Regions from separate parts of the Homo sapiens genome. Here region 1 is linked to region 2. Evidence: read pairs that join two places in POLR2A ChIA-PET (ENCODE). Cell type or tissue: MCF 10A. All regions are shown on one strand. Links, peaks and the distances in the headings refer to the core of each region. The heading gives the core; the rest is flanking DNA. Region 1 overlaps WHRN (whirlin). Region 2 has its middle 52 kb from the start of TEX48.

Region 1 (5,000 bases), core at 1-5,000, 290 kb before region 2:
ATGTCCATACAGAGGAGAACGGTTGGATAACGTATGGTACAGCCACACAGCAGAGTACACACGGCTGTCGAAAAGAATGACAAAGACCTCTGTGCACTGACATAACAGGATTTCCAGGATACGGTGAAGAAAATTAAGTGCAAAAGAGTATCTATAGCATGCTATCTTTTATAGAAGAAAGAAAGCATATAGATATAAATCTGCTTATTTTTACAAAAAGAAACAGAGGAATAAACCAAAAACTTATTTGGTTGCCTTTAAGGAGCAGGTGAGAATGGGTAGAAGGGACATGGGGAGTCGTACTCGGAGTGTACCTTTTTGTATAGTTTTGATGTTTTAGTACTTAGAAAGTAAAATTAAATCAATAAAGATGGGGGAAACCCTATTCAATGCCAGCAAAAACAAATGAACCTTGTTCATATGAATAACATAATTCAGCTGAAGTGGGAAACAAAATAACTAACCCAAGTAACAGACTGCTTTGACCATAAACCCTCAGTTTAAGGACAAAATAAACTGCAAACAAATCAGAAGCTCTACTTCACATGGCAATTCTGAAACTACTTTTGTGTCTTGTAAAATTGGGCAAATGGGTAAACACTTAAGGTAGGTTCTTGATTTCTCACTGTTGAAGAAATGGGAGAAGCTAGGAAGAACCATGTAATGTTGGCCTAGAAGAGGAGGTATCAGTATGAGTGAACTTACGTTTTAGACAAATATTGAAATATTTATATTTCATGTATATCTGTATGTACACACACATAGATATATGTGTGTACACACATGTATGAATATGAGTGTGTATTATATGTATACAGTTGACCCTTGAACAATATGGGTTTAAACTGTGTAGGTACACTTATATGCAGATTCTTAAATATACTGGAATTTTTTTGGAGATTTGTGACAATTTGGAAAAACAGATGAGCCATGTAGCCTAGAAATATTGAGAAAATTAAGAAAAAGGTATGTCATGAATGCATAAAATATGTGTAGATAGTCTACTTTATAATTTACTATCATAAAACATACACAAATCTATTATATTTATTTATTTATTGAGACGGAGTCTCTCTGTCGCCCAGGCTCCAGTGCAGTGGTGTGATCTCAGCTCATTGCAACCTCCGTCTCCCGGGTTCAAGCGATTCTCCTGCCTCAGCCTCCCAGCCAGCTGGGATTACAGGCATGCGCCAACATGCCTAGCTAATTTTTGTATTTTTAGTAGAGACAGGGTTTTACCATGTTGGCCAGGCTGGTCTTGAATTCCTGACCTCAAGTGATCCGCCCACCTTGGTCTCCCAAAGTGCTGGGATTACAGCCGTGAGCCACTGCACCCAGCCACAAATCTATTATTTTTAAAAGTTAAGAAGAAATTTTTTTTTTGAGATGGAGTCTCACAGTGTTGCCCAGGCTCAGTGCAGCGATGCAATCTTGGCTTGCTGCAACCTCTGCCTCCTGGTTTCAAGTGATTCTTCTGCCTTAGCGTCTCGAGTAGCTGGGACTACAGGTGTGCACCACCACACCCAGCTAATTTTTTTGTATTTTTAGTGGAGATGGGGTTTCACCATGTTAGCTAGGCTGGTCTCAAACTCCTGACCTCAGGTGATCCGCCCACTTCGGCCTCCCAAAAAGTGCTGAGATTACAGGTGTAAACCATCCTGCCCGACCTAAAAAATTAAGATTTATCAAAACTTACATACACAAACCCTTGCAGATAATACATGGCACCATTCACAGTCAAGAGAAATATAAACAAACATTAAAATGCAGTATTAAATCATAACTGCATAAAATTTACAGAAGTACACATGGTAGTACTGTAATAATTTCAAAGCCACTTTCTGTTGCTAGTTCAGTGTGCTCAAGTTTTGAAAGTATCAGCTTAAAACGCCGTGTGCCGCTCATCATCTCTGCATGAGCAGTCTGTCTCTACAGTAAATTGCATATCATAGTAAAAAGTGGTCTCTCGTGGCTCTCATATATTTTTCAACATATTTTGTGCACTACCATAAAGCTTGAATAACACCATAGGATCCCTATGAAGTGCCACTAGTGATGCTGGAAGTTCTCCCAAGAAGCAGAGAAAGTCATGACATTATAAGAAAAAGTTGCATGGCTTAATATGTGCCACAGATTGAGGTCTGCAGCTACACTCGGGCACCATTTCAGACAGACGATTCATCTGGTAAACAGATGATGTAAACTTACGGAATCAATAAATTCAGTAAGGCACTATAAATGTATTTTCTCTTCCTTATGATTGTCTTCATAACATTTTCTTTTTCTAGCTTTATTGTAAGAATATGGTATATAGATATATAACATACAATATATGTGTTAATTGGCTATTGGTAAGGCTTCAGGTCAATAGTAGGCTATCAATAGTTAAGTTTTTGGAGAATCAAAAGTTATATGTGAATTTCAACTGTGTGGGAAGGTTGGCACCTCTAAGCCCTGCATTGTTTAAGGGGTGACTGTATGTACAAATGCAGGCATGTATATTTCCTAGCTTTGTCCACTAAAAGCCCTGTTAGTAATGACACCTCAGTAGCAATAAGCCCATCTAGCCCCCAGATCTTGATATCTAAATGCCATTCCCCATTGAGAAATATCATGGCCTAGTGGAGAATGGCTGGTTCCAAGGCTGGGCAGGAAAAGTACAAGATGAGCCTGAACCATCTTCTTGAGTCAGAAAGTAAGGAAATTCTCTAAAAATGACAGATGCATGTCAAATGGACACAGAAGCCAGGCTGAAGGCTCTGCCATATCCAAATCTGGGACACTCTGAGTATCAAAGTAAATAATGCCAATCATAAATAACAAAGTAAGAAGGCATGAATCCATATTTGTACTAAATAAATAAATCACAGGATAAAGCTCCTCTCTACAGTAAAATAGCAAGTGAGTTTTTTAAAATTTTGCAAAACAACTGAATCAGGGAAAACTAGTAGGTAAATTTTGACACAGAACAGAATATTTACAGTCTCAAAATATCACCTGCAAATACGTTATTATAAAAGGAAAAACAGTACAGAAACCTGGCAGACATTACTTACCCAAGTGATCAGTGTTACCCTCACTAATAACGGGACAAACTAACATCACGGGACCCACCAAGGACCTGACATCAAAGCTAGCATGATCCTGCCAAAATGCATAAACTAATCCAATCATAGCAACCATCAGATATCCCAAATAGAGAAACATTCTACAAAATAATGAGCCAGAATGTTTCAAAAATATCAATGTCATAGGAAGATAAAGGCTGAGGAACTGTTCCAAATTAAATGAAACTAAACAATCATAAAAACAAAATGCAACACGTGATCCTGGGTTGGCTCCTGGACTGGGAGCAGAAAGAATTGCTACAAGAGGACATTATTGGGACAAATGGCAAATGCTGGGGCTATGCAGATTGGATAATAGCATTGTACTGATGCTAAATGTCCTGATTGTGACCATTGTTCTGTGATTATGTTAAGTGAATGTCCTTGTTCTTAGAGAAAAAAAATACTGAAGTATTTAGGAATAAAGAGGCATGAGATAGACAACTCCAATGCTTTAGACGGGAGAAGAGAAAAATAGATAAAGCAAATGTGGCGAAACATGAAAAACTAGTGAATCTGGGTGAAGGGCTGATATGGTTTGGATATTCGTCCCCTACAAATCTCATGTGATCCCCAGTGTTGCAGGTGGGCCTAGTGGGAGGTGTCTGGGTCATGGGGGTGGATCCCTCATAAACGGCTTGGTGCCCTCCTCACGGTAATGAGTTACCAGGAGATCTAGTTGTCAAAAAGAGTCTGGGACCTCCCTGCTCTCTCTCTTGCTCCCTCTCTTACCATGTGACAAGCCTGCTCTCCTTTGCCTTCTGCCATAAGTGGAAGCTTCCTGAGGTCCTCACCTAAAGCAGTTGCTGGCACGGCCTGCAGAACAGTGAGCCAGACAAAACTCTCTTCTTTATAAATTACCCAGGCTCGGATATTCCTTTAGAGCAACGCAAAACGCACAAATACAAGGGTATATGGGAGTTCTTTGCAGTATTCTTGAAATTATTTCAAAATAAAAAGATTTAAACAAAACAAAACAAAAAAAAACTTCTAGGTCCAGTCCTTTGTGAGGAGTATCAGACATCAGAATCTAGAGTGTGTTTCCACTTCTGTGCTTCATAGCCATAAAGAAAGAAATTGACCTGCTCTTCCAAATACATGGGAATCCTCCAACTCCTACCAAGAAGAAAGCAGTACTGTTGCGGCCAGCACCAAACAATGGAAGAATATTAGACAAGAGCCAAGTGCCTCCCAAGGGGAAGAGCTATAATAGGTGTTGGCAATATTGTACACATCATATGAGTATTCTACACTGCTGGACCAATCACCACAAACTCAGTGGTTTAAAACAACACGAATTTATTATCTTACAGTTCTGGGGTCAGAAATCTAACATAGGTCTCACTGGGCTAAAATCAAGATGTCAGCAGGACAGAGTTCCTTTCTGGAGAGTCCGGGGGACAATCCAATTCCTTGCCCTTTCCAAGCTACCAGAGGCCTCCTACTTTCCTACTTTGGTAGCCCCTTCCTCCATCTTCAAAGCCAGCAACCTCGCACCAACAAGGCCTTCTTATACAGCCACCTCTCTGGTTCCCTCCTTCTGATTCCCACCTCTACTTCAACAACCCTTGTGATGACACGCGACCCACCAGGATAATCCAGGATCATCTCCCTACCTCAAGGCCAGCTGAATAGGAGCTTTTATTCCCTCTGCCATATAACCTAACATAGTCACAGGTTCTGAGGATTCGGATGTAGACATTTTGGAGGGTCCATTAGTGTGCCTCCCATATTTGTGGTAACAAAAACATGGTGGGCATTCATGAATAGCCAAACAGAACAGAATACCAGAAGGTCCCTGTACTAGTCCATTTTCACACTGCTGATAAGGACATACCCAAGACTGCATAATTTATAAGGAAAGACAGGTTTAATGGACTCACAGTTCCACGT
Region 2 (17,244 bases), core at 5,721-10,720:
ACAGCAGAATATTAGTTATCTCTGGGGAAGGAGAAAAGGGGCTGGGAGGATGGATGAGCAGTGAAGGAATTTCCAGCATACTATACCTGTGACATTTTATTGCTTTAGAATGCTTTTGAGGGCATTTTGTCAAAATGGCAAAATGTCAACATTGATTAAATCTGGGTTAGTGTGGGAGTATTTATTGTAAGATTCTATGCATTTTTCTGAATGTTTGAAATATATCATAATTAGAAGAAAGCCCAGCAGCTTGGAAAGCCCTGTCTCTGGACAGCTGAAAGTGTGCCTGTGTCTTCTACCTCACTGCATTCTGGGAGCAGGTGACTTAGGGAACAGGGAACATTCGATTTCATTGTGTTTTTGCCTGGCTGCATCCCATTATTTTAGATTCTATTGAAATTAATGATGCAGGGACCTTATTTTTTTTCCACCCAGGCCTGGAACTTTAACTCTGATCAATGAATTTCATTTTCCAGAGGCACAGTGATGGGCTGGGGGTTTTCATCTCAGATAATTGCCTTTTTTCCTTTTATTTGGTGAAAGACAGAATTTTCCTTTCAGGCCCAAACTATTCAAAAATAAGGCAGTAAACTTGTTTTCTCAGTTTGCGATTTTTAAAATGAGTTATTCCATCATCATTATAAGCAATTCTCCAATCTATAGAAACTCTCAGAAATGATGAAGTGGGAGACAGAGGAAGCTCTGTTGCTAATTTTAGATGATGTTACTGATTATGTCTCTTGAATAAACAAATTCTGAGAGTGTCTCTGGGGATGAGGCAGGAGGCGGTGGGGAGTTGTTTTTCCTCAGTAAGATTTAATACCTTTCTGGGTCCTGTTCTTTTTTCCTATAAAACAAAATGATTACCCTTGTTGTTTCCTGAGTGCCTATGCAATGAAGTTACCAATCGTTTTAACAAAATATAGCCATATTTTACATATCCAGCAACAAGCATAATATCCCTGGGGTCACTATTGTTCAAACCTTTTCTGAAGGTCCCTTCAAGGTCATGTTGTCCAACAAACTCGTTTTACAGATGAGAAAACTGAGGCCCAGTTTGGCAACAAGATTTGTCCATGATCCTGAAGTCTGTTTTCTATTTCAAGGTGAAATCTCTCTATGATCTACTCACTAATCTACCTCACTCACCAGTTGTGTATTCCAATGTCTTTTGTCTGTGAAAATCAAACTTTTCTTTCCAAGGGTGTAGATTGCCCACTAAAAATTTTTCCTTGGGACAATCATGCTGTGAAAAAACTCTGCATGTTGGAGTCAGAAAGCCTGGTTAAAATACCTGCTTTATCTGAGAACCTGTATGGTTTTGGGCCAGTCATTTCTCTTGCATGATTATCAGTTTCCTTCTATATAAATTAGGATAAGGATCCCCAAATTGAAGGGTTGTTGTGAGACAACAGAGGTTCCCTGTGTTTGAGCATCTTGGAGTCAAAGAAAGGGGCCCAGCACGTAGTACCTGGGCATGAGCAAAAGTTCAAATGGCAGTGGCCGGGTGGGATGGCTCATGCCTGTAATCCCAACACTCTGGGAGGCCAAGGCGGGTGGATCATTTGAGGTCAGGAGTTCGAGACCAGCCTGGCCAACATGGTGAAACCCCGTCTCTACTAAAAATATAAAAATTAGCTGGGTGTGGTGGCGCGTGCCTGTAATCCCAGCTACTCTGGAGGCTGAGGCAGGAGAATCACTTGAACCCAGGAGATGAAGGTTGCAGTGAGCTGAGGTTGCACCACTGCACTCCAGCCTGGGTGACAGAGTAAGACTCTGTCTCAAAAAAAAAAAAAAAAAGTTCAAATGGCAACAGAGCCAGCCTCAGCCTTCACACACTGGCATGTTACCAGTGAAAACTGGCTTCTCTCGGGCTCATACACGTGCTAAGCATTGTATTCATTGCAGTTTGTGGATTTTCTTTTTAAATTCTCATATAACTCTTTAATGTAGGTGTTATCGTTATCCTCATTTCAACTGATAGGGAAACTAAGGCACAGATGGGTGAAGCAACTCACCGAAGGTCACACAGCCACTGGAAAGCAGCCAGAATTTGCACTCAGGCCTGCTGGCTCCAGGGCCCTTGTGTGTGTAACCTCAAGGCTGTCATTCTTTTCTGCTTTTGTGTCCAAGGAGGTATTTGCAGATCAGTGAGATGTTCTTAGCTGATGAACCCCAGAATCTTATCATCTCAATCCAGAAATCTTCAGAATATCTTCATGGTTTATGAAGGAACACTAGGGAGAGACATAGCAGACAGTACAACCCAGATGATGTCAGCCAGGCCTCAAATTTCCTTTCCTTGACAGGGGTCACTTTCTTGTTTACTTTCTGGCTGTTGGCAGGATGATTTCTTTCTTTTTTTTTTTAAATTTTATTATTATACTTTTAAGTTTTAGGGTACTTGTGCACAATGTGCAGGTTTGTTACGTATATATACATGTGCCATGTTGGTGTGCTGCACCCATTAACTCATCATTTAGCATTAGGTATATCTCCTAATGCTATCCCTCCCCCCTCCCCCCACCTCACAACAGTCCCCAGTGTGTGATGTTCCCCTTCCTGTGTCCATGTATTCTCATTGTTCAATTCCCACCTATGAGTGAGAACATGCGGTATTTGGTTTTTTGTCCTTGTGATAGTTTGCTGAGAATGATAGTTTCCAGTTTCATCCGTGTGCCTACAAAGGACATGAACTCATCATTTTTTATGGCTGCATAGTATTCCACGGTGTATATGTGCCACATTTTCTTAATCCAGTCTATCATTGTTGGACATTTGGGTTGGTTCCAAGTCTTTGCTATTGTGACTAGTGCCGCGATAAACATACATGTGCATGTGTCTTTATAGCAGCATGATTTATAATCCTTTGGGTATATACCCAGTAATGGGATGGCTGGGTCAAATGGTATTTCTAGTTCTAGATCCCTGAGGAACCGCCACATTGACTTCCACAATGGTTGAACAAGTTTACAGTCCTACCAACAGTGTAAAACTGTTCCTATTTCTCCACATCCTCTCTAGCACCTGGCAGGATGATTTCTAAAAGAAAGAGCTTGTGTTAAAGGACATACAATTACAGTGAGATAGAAGGAGTAAGTTCTGCATCCTATAACACTGTAGGGTGACAATAGTTAACAATAATATATTATTTAGTGTATTATTCTGTTTTCATGCTGCTGATAAAGACATACCCAAGACTGGGTAATTTATAAAGAAAGAGATTTAATGGACTCACAGTTCATCATGGCTGGGGAGGCCTCAAAATCATGGTGGAAGGTGAAAGGCACGTCTTACATGGCAGCAGACAGGAGAGAAAGAGAACCAAGTGAAAGGGGAAACCCCTTATAAAGTCATCAGATCTCATGAGACTTATCCACTATCAACAGAACGTAATGGGTGAAACTGCCTCCGTGATTCAGTTATCTCCCACTGGGTCTCTCCCACAACAAGTGGGAATTATGGGAGCTATAATTTAAGATGAGATTTGGGTAGGGACAGAGGCAAACCATATCATATAGTTTCAAATCACTAGGAGGAAGATATTGAATGTTCCCAACACAAAGAAATGATGAATGTTTGAGTCGATGCATATGCTAATTACCCTAATCTGTTCATTATACATTATATGTATCAAAACATTACTATGTACCTTGTAAATAGGTACAATTATTATACGTCAATTAAAATAATGAAATTTAAAAATGGCACCTGGAGTTTTATTTACTTGGGATAAGGAGAGACTGAAGAGGGAGACCACATATTTCGAAAGGATGTTTTGAAAGCTGACCCAGGATGAATGCTCTTGCCTTCCAAATTTCAGATCAGAGCAACTTCCTTGGCATCACCTGCTTCCACCAACTCTGTCTGCACCAGGAAAAATCAGGTCAGCTACTTACTCAACAGGACCTCTGACATTGTTTCCTGTGGACAGAGTTCCCTGAGGTCTTCACTGCAATAGAGTTGGAACCACTGAGAATGGATTTGGGCCCTGGTAAGAACATTCCTTTGGTGCCCCCAGCAAGGGACCCCACTAAAAATCTTTGCATGTGATTTATAGTGCATGTCGTAGAATGGTGCCCTGCAACCCCTTTTCTATTGCTGAACAGAGTCCTGGTTTTCTGTGCTGGCTTCCCCATTCTCTGGGAGGCTCTGAGTGGGGAGGAATATCAAGAAGAAGGCGGCAGTTTTGATGCCCTGTTTCCTGGTCTGTCTTACCCTGCAACCCCTCAACCTCCCACACCTACCTGTGCCCTCACTTTTCCTTTCATCCACGTACGTCCAGCCTCATAGACTGAGAATCCATGGCCCAGGTCCTCTCCCAGTCCTTGTTAGTATCTATTTTACATGTCAATGGAGCATATTCTATCGACAGTGCTATTTCTCTTTCTTTTTTTTTTTTTTTTCAAATAAGTTCTTCAGTATTACCACATAATGAAAGCCAATCTTCTCATCAGCCTAAAAGTCTGCATTGTGCCCTTGTCAATGAACAATGAGAACACATGGACACAGGGAGGGGAACATCACACACTGGGGCCAGTCATGGGGTGGGGAGCAAGGGGAGGGAAAGCATTAGGACAAATACCTAATGCATGCTGGGCTTAAAACCTAGGTGACGGTTGAATAGGTGCAGCAAACCGCCATGACGCATGTATATCTATGTAACAAACCTGCACGTTCTACACATGTAGCCCAGAACTTAAAGTAAAATAAAAATAAATTAGTTAAGTCCACATCTCTTATCTGCATTTCTGAAATCTGTGAAGCTTCATAAACCAGTTCTTCTGCTGAGAAAGTTCTTTTTCCTAACCTCACCTGAACAGATATGAGGCTATTTGTATTCTTTATTGATCCCACTTATGATGACTGTGTATCTGTTTTGCTGCTGCTACTAGTGTCTTTGATGTATCGCCCTAGACTCTGCTGGGTATGATATACAATAGAATATAAGCAAAAATAGATTTTCTAAAATTGGGAACATTTTGATTTCCAAAATACATTAGGCCCTAAAGATTTCAGATAAAAAATTGTGTACCTATATAATGTGCCACACAAGCTGCTTATCTGTTCTCTTGTTGCTATGTGTTTGCGATTTTTTAAAAACACTACTCTATAATATAAAGATATAAAGTTACTCCTCACCAGTCCCTCCTTCCTTTGGGATTATTTCCTTGGGTACACTCCTCAGAACTAAATTATTTTACATTGGGCAGGAGCAGTTTTATAGATTGTGTGTCTGGTGCCAGGTTAGTTCCCCAGAACTGTTAAGTTTGTGAGCACCAACGACACCTGATCACTCTCTCCTCACTCCAGGGAGGGGGATTTGTGTAAGATGCTGTCTTGTTCAGATGAGGCTGTGAAAGTGAGCAAGCTGTGGGACTCCACATAAATAATCAGTTACCCTGTGAATGTCTGCTTGGATTTCTGGGTGCAATGTGGTCTCCTCAATTCTGTTGACTGGCTGAGGCCCAGGCTGTTGGCTGGCTTTCTAGGGGGTATCAATCTACTCATCATCCATCCATGCTTCCATCTTTTCACCCGCCCATCCATCCATCCATCCATCCATCCATCCATCCATCCATCATCCATTCACCCTTCTAACATCCATCGATCCACCCATCTATCCATCCATCTGTCCATCATCCATTCACCCTTCTACCATCCATCGATCCACCCACTATCCATCCACCCATCCACCTACCCATCCATCCACCCATCCACCCACCCACCCACCCCCCACCTCCACCCCGATCTATCCATCCACCTATCCACCCACCTATCCATCCAGCCAGTTATCCATCTAGCCATCCTTCCTTCATGGGATATTTGTTGAGATCCTATCCCTTATCCAGGAACCAGGAAGAATGCAGCAGGCAAGACAGACAAAGTCCTTGCTCTCATGGAGCCTGTGATACAGTGGGCATGGGGAAGGGGAGGCAGACAATAAATAACAAATAAACAAGATGATGTCAGATAGGATTAAATATAATAAAAATAAAATGAAGTGGGGTGTGGTGGCTCATGCCTGTAATCCCAGCACTTTGGAAGGCCAAGGTGGGCAGATTGCTTGAGCCCAGGAGTTTGAGGCCAGCCTGGGCAACATGGAGAAACCCTGTTTCTATAAAAAAAAGTACAAAAAATTAGCCAGGCATGGTAGCATGTTCCTGTAGTCCCAGTTACTTGCTGGGGCTGAGGCGGGAGGATCGCTTGATCCTGGGAGGCAGAGGTTGTAGTGGGCTAAGATCGCGCCACTGCACTCCAGCCTAGGCTACAGAGTGAGACCCTGTTTAAAAAAAAAAAAAGAAAGAAAAAGAAAAAAAATGAAGTGATAGGATTAGGGGAAACCTGTCTATTCTGATTTAAAAAGAAGTACCTTAAGGACCTAAGGATAAAGGCTATAAACTTAATATAGGAAGAAAGTAATCCACAAGGCTACTCTGTGTTCATTCTTCAAAAGTCACATGACAGAGGGTAAAGACTAATAGCCCCAGACACCAGCAATGATGTGTCAATACTCACAAGGCGTGGTTTGAGCTAACATCCATGCCAAGGCCATCAAGACTAGTATATTTCCACTAGTTTGTACAGGAAAATGAAGGAAGGCTTTTTGAGGAGGTGGTGCTTGATATGAGGCCTGGATGGCAAGAAGGAAACCATCATTCAAAGATCTTGGGGGAGATGCCTCCAAGCAGAAGAAATAGCAAGTGTAAAGGCCTTGAGTGGGAAGGAGCTGGCATTTTGAAGGAAGACATGGGGGCAATTTCTCCCTTCCCTCGGCCCCTTGGAAACCACCATTCCACTCTGATTCTAGGAGTTGACTATTTTAGATACCTCATGTAAGTGCAGTCAGGAAACATTTGTCTTTCTTTTTTTAAAGATAACATTGTTGAGATGTAATTGGCATATAAGACCTGCACATACAGATGTGCACAATTTGTTGCGTTCGGGCAAAAGGCACACACCTGTGCTGTCATCACAATCAAGGTCATAGACATATCCAACATCTCCCAATTGGATGGTGTAGATATAAAACAATTTCATTATTATGCAAAATGTTCTTAGACAATGCTGGTCTAATTTGAAATATAAGCAGGCCTATCATTTTCCAGGGAGGGCTTCCTTGGTGACTGTTAGGGGTTGAATTGTGTACTCCAAAATTCATGTTGAAATCCTAACCCCCAGTACTTCAGAATGTAACTATATTTAGAGATTAAAGTCTTTAAAGAGGTAATTAAGATTAAATAAGGTCATTGGGATGGGCTGTAGTCCAATATAATTGTTGTCCTTCTAAGAAGAGGAAATTAGGGTTTAGACTCACATAGACCATGTGAAGACACGGTGAGAAACTGATCATCTGCAAGTCAAGGAGAGAGGCCTTCTGACACCTTGTTCTTGGACTTCCAGTCTCCAAAACTGTCAGAAAATAAATTTCTGTTGTTTAATCCACCCAGTCTGTGGCACTTTGTTACGGCAGCCTGAGCAGCAAAACAGTGATTTTATTCTTTGATCTGCTTATAACACAGGAGAATGCATTGAACTCTTTGGGAATTCAAACCTGTTCAGTCTTGGCCTGTGGAAATATACTAGTCGTAATAGCCTTGGCATGGATGTTAGCTCAAGCCACACCTTCTGAGTATTGATGCATCATCCCTGGTGTCCAGAGCTATTATAATCTTCACCCTCTGTCATGTGACTTTTGAAGAATGAACCCAGAGTAGCCTTTGTGGATTGCTTTATTCCTGTAATTAAGTTTATAGCCTTTAATCTTAGGTCGTTAATGTATTTCTTTTTAAATTAGTAAATAAGTAAGTAATAGACATAAGAAAAAAATTCCATACAGCTCAAGAAAAGCAGGGGAAAATAAATTCTTAAGACAATAACAGTACAGGGTCAGGAGCAAGGAAATCAAATTCCTAGTTCAACATTGAATAGCTTGGATTTTAAAAATGTTATGTAATATTTTTATATATAAGATAATGTTACATAATGATAGTTACATTATCACTGTGACATTATTACATATATTATGGAATTATAGTTTATGTATATGTATGCATGTGCATATCTATATGTGTAGATATATAGTACTGTGGTTCCTCCTTGTCCTCAGTCTTGCTTTTCAAAAGTTCAGTTACCTGCCGGGCACGGTGGCTCACGCCTGTAATCCCAGCACTTTGGGAGGCCTAGGTGGGTGGATCACGAGGTCAGGAGATCGAGACCATCCTGGCTAACACGGTGAAACCCCGTCTCTACTAAAACAAATACAAAAAAAAATTAGCTGTGCGTGGTGGTGGGTGCCAGCTACTCAGGTAGTCCCAGCTACTCGGGAGGCTGAGGCAGGAGAATGGCGTGAACCCGGGAGGCAGAGCTTACAGTGAGCCGAGATCACGCCACTGCGCTCCAGCCTGGGCGACACAGCGAGACTCCGTTTCAAAAAATAAAATAAAATAAAATAAAATAAAAAGTTCAGTTACCTGCAGTCTACTGCAGTCTGAAAATATTGAATGGAAAATTCCAGAAATAAACAATTCCTAAGTTTTAGACCGTGCGTCACCCTGAGTGATGAAAACTTGTGCCATCCTTCTCTGTTCCACCTAGGACATGACTCATCCCACCATATCCACCCTGTATACGCTCCCTGGCCATTAGTCATTTAGTATCTGTTTCAGTTATCTGAAAACCTGTCTTGGTATTACAGTGTGGGTATTCAAGTGACCCTCATTTTCAAAATGCAAGAGTAGCGATGCTGGCATATTGTTATAATTGTTCTATTTCATTATTAGTTGTTAATCTCTGACTGTGCCTAATTTATAAATTAAACATCCTAGGGGTGTATGTCTTGAAAAAGCCATACCATAGTACATATAGGGTTTGGTACTGTCTGTAGTTTCGGGCATCCACTGGGGTTCTTGGAATGTATCCCCTAGGACTACTTTAAATTATGAAGAATCACATTTAAATGGATAAACCTACCGCGCACAGGGAACTTTTCTAATACTATTGAATTGATCTACGTGCTGCTCCTAATCCCATTCCTTCACCCGTCTTTCAGCAGTAAGTACTACCCTGAAATTAAAAAACATCATTTCTTTCTTTTTTTTTTTTTTTTTTTTGAGACAGTTTCGCTCTTGTTGTCCAGGCTGGAGTGCAGTGACGTGATCTTGGCTCACTGCAACCTCCACCTGCTGGGTTCAAGTGATTCTCCTGTCTCAGCCTCCCAAGTAGCTGGGACTAGAGGCGTGCCACCACGCCCGGCTCATTTTTGTATTTTTAGTAGAGACGGGGTTTTGCCATGTTGGCCAGGCTGGTCTCAAACTCCTGACCTCAGGTGATCCGCCCACCTTGGTCCCCCAAAGTGCTGGGATTACAGGTGTGAGCCACCACGCCTGGCCTTCTTTGTTTTTTTTAACAATAGGGCTTCAGTACTTCTCTATGTACCCCCTAAACATGATCTAATTTAGGATCGTTTGTGTTTTAACTTTCTAAAAGTGGTATCACACTTACATGTAGTACTCCAAGAGTTACTTCTTTTCATTCAATATTATGCTTCTAGGATTTATCCATGCTGCTTGGAGCTATAATTTCATTGTCTTCACTGCACAGCGTTGCATTGCATAAATACATAATTTAGGGCCAGGTGCGGTGGCTCACATCTGTAATCTCAGCACTTTGGGAGGCCAAGGGGGGCGGGGTGGATCATGAGGTCAAGAGATTGGGACCATCCTGGCCAACATGGCGAAACCCCGTCTCTACTAAAAATACAAAAATTAGCTGGGTGTGGTGGTATGCACCTGTAGTCTCAGCTATTTGGGAGGCTGAGACAGGAGAATTGCTTGAACCCGGGAGGTGGAGGTTGCAGTAAGCTGAGATCGTGCCACTGCACTCCTGCCTGGGCGACAGAGTGAGACTCTGTCTCGAAAACCAAAACCAAAACCAAAACCATAATTTATTTATTATCTGTTGGTAGATAGTTGGGTTCCTTGCCAAGAATATTGTTTTTGACATTCTTGTGCATGTCTCCTATTGTATATTACAATAGCTTCTCTTAGTTATGTACCTACAATGCTTTTATAATTTAAAAAGTTTGAAGGATATGTACAAATGTAAAATATGCTTGAAAGTAATTCTCTTTTTGAGTAAAATTAAGCAAATAAATATTGTTTTGTTTGAAACAATCTAGTCATAGGACATTCCAGAAACTGATCTTTTATTGTATCATTAGCAGCTCCTGTAGCTTATCTCATTTCTTACGATAAATAAAGGTAGTTCAGAATCTTTAACTCAGTAGCTTTCGTTGAAGTATCTTTAAAAGCTCATATGTGAGATGCTGTAATCTTCCTTTTATTTTCACGCCTATATCCTGATTTCTTGACTAGGTGGTAAACAATGTGAAGGTATGTAATGAAGATATATTGCCTCCATTTACGGGGAAGGAAATTGAGACTCAGCGAAATTGAGTAATTTGCCCAAGTCACAAAACAGAGCTGGGAATCAGTCCAAAACCCATGCATGTCTTGCTACGGGATGCTGTGGGTCACAGATGTTTGTCTCCTTCTCCCCCAGTGTCTGCTCTCACCTCTTGCTACTGGGGTTGGCACATGAGAAAAGGAAGCCTCTGTATTTGGCAGGCTGGTTGTCTACTAATTGCTGTCATTTCTTAAATGCCTGCTATGTGCTTCCCAGACACAGTGCTAAAAACTCTAGCTGAGGCTGAGTTAATCCTCATGACAACAATATGATACTGATGTTATTCTCTACATTTCTCAAGTTTAGGGGAATGAGACCCAGAATGAATAACATTCAAGATCACACAGGTAGAAGAGACAGCAGAGTTGGGTCTCTAATCCAGGTCTGTCTTACTCCCAAGCCTTTATTCTTTCTAAAAATATCATATTGCTTTCAGAAGGAGAAAAAGCCAAATGTGCTTCCAATGTGGTATTACTTCCCATCAGGCTCTGATTAAGTATCTGTGCCTATGTTGCTAGAAGGAGGCAGAGTGACACAAAAATGTTTAGAACGATTATGAAAACTTAATTTAGATGTGCCTCTGGGGGGATACCACCCAGGGCTCAAACCCAAAACAGAACCTTTTGAGTGATTTTTGACTTTTGATACCCGAAGTCCTAGTCCCTGCTGGAATTTAACTAGGATGATAAGGAAGTTGGTCTGCATACACATATGTAATTGATGATCTTCAGAGTGGGGTTGGGTTTAAAAGCATAGACTCTGAAGTTGGGTGGACTTGAGTTCAACCCTGGCTCTTCCACTTATGAGTTGTGCGATCTTGGATAAGTTACTTAACCTCTCTGAGCCTAAGTTTTTCCATCTTTGGAGTGGTAATGATTAACAGTGACATCTTTATAGAGTTTTTGTGATGATTGATTCAACTCATGCAAACCTCATAAAATAATGCTGCTATCAGCTATTGTTAGTATTGAGTGATAATAGTAAAGAGACAGAGCAGTGAATCAGGCTAAGCTTCAGGGATTCGTCAAGAAATGAGAGGAATGGCCAGGTTATTCCACTGTGGGTGATTAAAAATCTGTACATTTGTGTTGCTTTGTGATCTTTGGACAAAGTCCACTAGATCAGTGGTCCCCAACCTTTTTGGCACCAGGGACCGGTTTTGTGGCAGACATTTTTTTCCACTGACAAGGTTGAGGGGATGGTTTCGGGATGAAACTGCTCCACCTGAGATTATCAGGCATTAGATTCTCATAAAGAGTACACAACCTAGATCCCTCTCATGCGCAGTTCATAGTAAGGTTTGTGCTCTAATGCTGCTGCTGATCTGACAGGAGGGGGAGCTCAGGTGGTAATGCTCGCCCAGCTCCTGCTGTGTGACCTGGTTCCTAACAGGCCACAGACAGTACCAGTCCACTGCCTGGAGGCTGGGGACTCCTGCACTAGATTCTCTCAGTAGCCCTGCAAAGCTAGCAGGGCCTACCTGATGGCCCTCTACTATCAACGAGAAAGCTAGGCCATGCAGAGAGTGGGAGGACAAGTGACTCACTCAAGGTTTCTCTTGCTTTTTCTTTCTCTTCCTTCCTTCCTTTCTGCCTTCCCTCCCCTCCTCTCCCTTCCTTCCTCTCCCCTCCCTTTCCCTCCCCTCCCCTCCCCTTCTGCCTCTCCCTCCCCCCTTCCCCTCCCTCCCTCCCTACCTTCCTTCCTTCCTTCCTTCTTTGCTTTCTTTCTTTTCTATCCTTCCTTCCTTTCTTTTCTTTTTTTCAATTGATGAATAATAATTGTATCTGTTTAAGAGGTATAATGTGATGGTTATATATATACATGTCATAAAATATTAAATCAAACTAATTAACATATCCATCACCTCACCTACTTACCACTTTTTCCCCCACCTGCTCTTTCTGGGGACAGAACTCAGGTGGCTTATTTGAATCCTACTTTGGTTGAAGTTTTCCGTGTGTGTGTGTGTGTGTGTGTGTGTGTGTTTATGTGTGTTTAGTTTCCAAAGGGACTTAGAAAATAAAGACTTCCAAAAATCCCATTAAAAAGGACATTTCCTCTCCATTGCAAAGACCCAACATGACCGCTTCTTTCGGCATTTATTAAAATGGCAAATTGGAACTGCTTGAGTGTGGGTTCTTATGGAAATCATGCGTGGGCTGGCAGCTGTGTTGGCATGAGGAGGGTTTGCTTTGAAGCCCTCTGAACTGTTCTAGCTTCATAGATAAACACCTGTGGCAGAGATTGGTCTTTAAAATAAAGGGTCTTTCTCTAACTTGTGTAGAAATCAGGTATTCTGTTGTTCTTTTCTCTTAGAATTATCCAGTTATGCTTACTAGTGTTTTCTTTTTTTTTTTTTTTTTTAAATGGAGACGGAGTCTCACTCACTCTGTCACCCAGGCTGGAGTGCAGTGGTGTGATCTCAGCTCACTGCAACCTCCGCCTTCCAGGTTCAAGCCATTCTTCTGCCTCAGCCTCCCAAGTAGCTGGGACTACAGGCACACCACCACCACACCCAGCTAAGTTTTGTATTTTTAGTAGAGACGGGGTTTCACCATGTTGACCAGGATTGTCTCGATCTCTTGACTTCGTCATCCACCCACCTCAGCCTCCCAAAGTGTTAGGATTACAGGCGTGAGCCACCACACCCAGCTGAGAAGTGTTTTCTTTCCATGTTTCCAAGAAGTTGCCATAGTTATAGCTTGGGTTATTTGTACCAAAAGCAAAACATTAACATGGTACATTTTAAAGAGAATAACATAACTTTTTGACAATATAACTGGGTGGGGAAATTACCCAATCTTGGGCAGAATCCAGCTAACCTGCTGCTGCTGACAGCATGGCTGAGCTGGGTCAAGGGCTCAGGGATGTAGGGATATGAACCACAAACATGAAGGTTTGGTGTTTCATGGCAGAGAGAAGGACCTTGGCCCTGGATGGGGGTCGAGGGTTTGAGGTCTGGCCTTGGCTCTGACAGTTGTCCTTGGTGTGACCTTAGGCAAGTCACTCTCACTCTTGGGTCTTTCATTGTCCCATCAGTAAATGAGGATGTTAGACTAAATGGTGTCAAAGATCTCTTTCACTTCTGAAATTCCACGATTCTGTGAGTTCTGTTTTTGTAGCCTTGCAGCCCGTTTGAAAACCATACCCTTTCCATTTAAGCCCACCAGAGGGCGATATGCCCCACGTGTTGGTCCTGCCCCGGTCCAAGAGACCTAATCACTGGGTTAAGTGCCTTAGAAGAGGAAGCCATGACTCAATCCCTGCTTCTAGGGAAGAGAGATGGAAGTGGACACTATTTAAGTTGCTTCTTGGATCTGCGATTGACCAGGGCTCTTCACGTCCATTTTCTCTTTGATTTCATGTCAGTTCCCTGGGCCACATGCCAGTTTCTTATTTCACAGGGAACCAAGACTTAAGGAATTGAAAGGACTTACCTTGGACTAGGTGGGTTTCCAGTGGTAGGCCCAAGACCTTACCTCTCCATCTGTGACTTGTCCTTCTGGGCCTTTTCCAGTGGATCTCAAGAGGCTGCCTCTGTTTCTAAGGGGCTCCTGCTGAACTAATAAGACAATTTACACATGAGTTGATTAAGGCAAAATACGAAACCGTATTAGAGTCAGGACTAGGAGCTACACTGCATGGATAGACAAACACTTCTTTCCAATGAAGCTCTTCTTCTGGGATTTGGACTAAATGATCTGTTAAATGTGAACTTCCATAGGAACTATAATGGTCTTGATTCTATGTTGCAGACAGTGGAATCCACTCTGGCTCATTTAAGTAGCAAAGGAATTTTTGAAAGGGTATTAGGAAACTCTCAGAATCTCCAGGAGAGGCAGAGAGTGAGAATCTGAAATTATGTAGCCAGAAACCATGACTAATTCCAATGTGGGGGCTTTTCTAGAAAAAAACCCACTGCTACATTTGCTTGCCCCCTCAGATGTTCGGAATTGGGCACATCATGGAAACTAATATTGACTGAGCATCTCCTATACAGTGGGCTTTGTGCTGGGCATGTATCTTATTTAATCCTATGGGATGGGTATGGTTATCCCTAATTTATATATAAGGAATGCAGGCTTGGGGAGTTTGATGACTTGCTCAATGAAACCCACCTCTCTCTGACTTCAAAATCTAGGCTCCAACAGAACAAGAGAATATGGACTTTGGGTTGAAACTAGGAACCACCACTAGTCCCCAAAGGGCAAATTCAAGGGAGGAGGGACTTTCTCTGTGTTTCTTACTGCCTTTGTAACTCTTTTATTGTCTAGTAATTTGGAAGAAGAGGAGCACAAAGGAATGTTAAATTCTAATTTTCTATTATTATTTTTTGCCTCTGGTTCTTCTGATCAGTAGAAATAGCTGCAAAGGAAGGGAGTCTTTCCCATATGATGCTTTGTGGGCATTACTTGGATCTCTCTTTGAATAAAAAATTGTTGGACTTGGAAGAGACCATGACATAGATTTATTCAATCTTGTTAGTTTATGAACTGGGAAACTGATTAGAAAACTACTTGCCCAAAGTCATATACTGTAATAAGATAATGGCTTTCATGCATTCAACAAATGTTCAATGAGTTGCCTACTACTTGCCAGTAAATGGACACAGTGTAAGATAGACAACTTCTCTGTTGCCATGAAGCTTTATATAAACAGAGATCCTAGAGGTAGCTTCACTTGTAGTTCTCCAACCTTCAAATAATCTGAAACAAAAATACTTTTCGCTCTTGGCTAGCCACATGTAGAAGAATGAAATTGGATCCTCATCTTATACAAAAATCAACTCAAGATGGATTAAGAATTTAAACCTAAGACCTGGAACTATAAAAATTCTAGAAGATAACATTGGAAAAACCCTCCTAGACACTGGCTTAGGCAAGGATTTTGTGACCAAGAACCTGCAAGCAAATGCAATAAAAACAAAGATAAATAGTTGGGACCTAATTAAACTAAAGAGCTTTTGCAAGGCAAAAGGAACAGTCAGCAGACTAAACAGAAAACCCACAGAATGGGAGAAAATCTTCACAATCTGCGCATCTCACAAAGGACTAATATCCAGAATCTACAACAAACTCAAATCAGTAAGAAAAAAACAGACAATCCCATCAAAAAGTGGGCTAAGGACATGAATAGACAACTGTCAAGATATACAAATGGCCAACGAACATATGAAAAAATGCACAACATCACTAATGATCAGAGAAATGCAAATCAAAACCACAATGCGATACCACCTTACTCCTGCAAGAATGGCCATAATAAAAAAAGCAAAAAACAGTAGATGTTGGCATGGATGCGGTGATCAGGGGACACTTGTGCACTGCTGATGGGAATGTAAGCTAGTACAGCCTCTATGGAAAACACTGTGGAGATTCCTTGAAGAACTAAAAGTGGAACTACCATTTGATCCAGCAATCCCACTACTGGGTATCGACCCAGAGGAAAAGAAGTCATTATTTGGAAAAGATACTTGCACATGCATGTTTATAGCAGCACAATTCATGATTGCAAAATCGTGGAACCAACTCAAATGCCCATCAATCAACAAGTTGATAAAGAAACTGTGGTATATATAGATGATGGAATACTACTCAGTCATAAAAAGAAATGAAAAAAGGCCACTGCATTTGCAGTGACCTGGATGAGACTGGAGACTATTATTCCAAGTGAAGTAACTCAGGAATGGAAAACCAAACATCGTATGTTCTTACTGATATGTGGGAGCTAAGCTATGAGGACACAAAGGCATAAGAATGATACAATGGACTCTGAGGACTTAGGGGGAAGAGTGGGAAGGGGGTGAGGGATAAAAGACTACAAATAGGGTGCAGTGTGTACTGCCTGGCTGATGGGTGCACCAAAATCTCACAAATCACCATGAAAGAACTTACTCTTGTAACCAAATACCACCTGTACTCCAATAACTTATGGAAAAATGAAATAAAAAAATAAAATTTAAAGTAAAAAACACTTTTGGCTCTTTTTCTTAATTTTTTTTAAACAATAAAGATAAAATGACAATTTTATCCAATGGCAGATAAATAGAAAAAAGTTTAACTATATTAGTTATCAAAAAATACAAACAAACCTTTTTTCCTTATCGATTTGCAAATATTTAGAAAAAAAAGACTGCCCAATGACGATGAAAGAATGTGGAATTCCACCGTCTCATACACTATTGACATAAATATAAATTAGCTTTTGTGAAGGAAAAAATTTGCAATATGTATCAAAACATTCTTGACCCAGAATTTACTTCTTAGATTATCTCCTGGAAAAATAACTCTGAATGTGTATGAAGATACATCAAATAAGGATCACAGTGTGATGTATAATAAACAGCAAAATCTGGCAATAATCTAAATGTTCAACATCTGATTGATTATATAATGTATGCTACAGCCACTCTATTGGTCAGGATTAGATTTGGCCATGTGTAACAGAAAATCCTAAATAACAGTAACTTAAACATAAATGGATTTGCCCTTTTCTACCTAAACAAAATCTGGAGGTAGGTAGTTTGGGTCACAAAGTTATTTAGAACTCAGGTTCCTTCTGTGTTTTCACTATTGCTATTCTTCGTGCAAGTTCAAGCTGTCTGCTAGAGCTACAGCTATTGTGTTCACATTCAATATGGAAGAGAGGAATGGCAACGTGCACAGCTTATTGGCCAGACCTTGATAATATGTATCTGCAAAGAGACTTGGAAAGGTAGATCTTTAGCTGGACACATTGCCTACAGCTTTGGCATAAGGAACAGAAAGAAATGAGAGA

What was found. Peaks named below come from ENCODE experiments on the same cell type or tissue, not always from the same donor. Only the 100,000 strongest peaks of a DNase experiment are listed, where the experiment ranks them.
Region 1: POLR2A ChIA-PET joins it to region 2 with 5 read pairs; 2 of 35 experiments call an interaction of 5 or more read pairs at or near these places.

The regions. Positions count from the first base shown.
Region 1 is chr9:114,438,873-114,443,872 of GRCh38, forward strand. The region is part of intron 3 of WHRN (whirlin); the gene reads right to left. Among named protein-coding and RNA genes, the nearest start is that of AKNA, 53 kb to the left of the region's middle. In MCF 10A, for the core only: no CTCF peak of the experiment used is centred there; no DNase peak of the experiment used is centred there.
Region 2 is chr9:114,725,396-114,742,639 of GRCh38, forward strand. No RefSeq gene overlaps it. Among named protein-coding and RNA genes, the nearest start is that of TEX48, 52 kb to the left of the region's middle. RefSeq lists an enhancer at 13,591-13,640. In MCF 10A, for the core only: no CTCF peak of the experiment used is centred there; DNase peaks (open chromatin) are centred at 7,616, 8,606 and 10,506.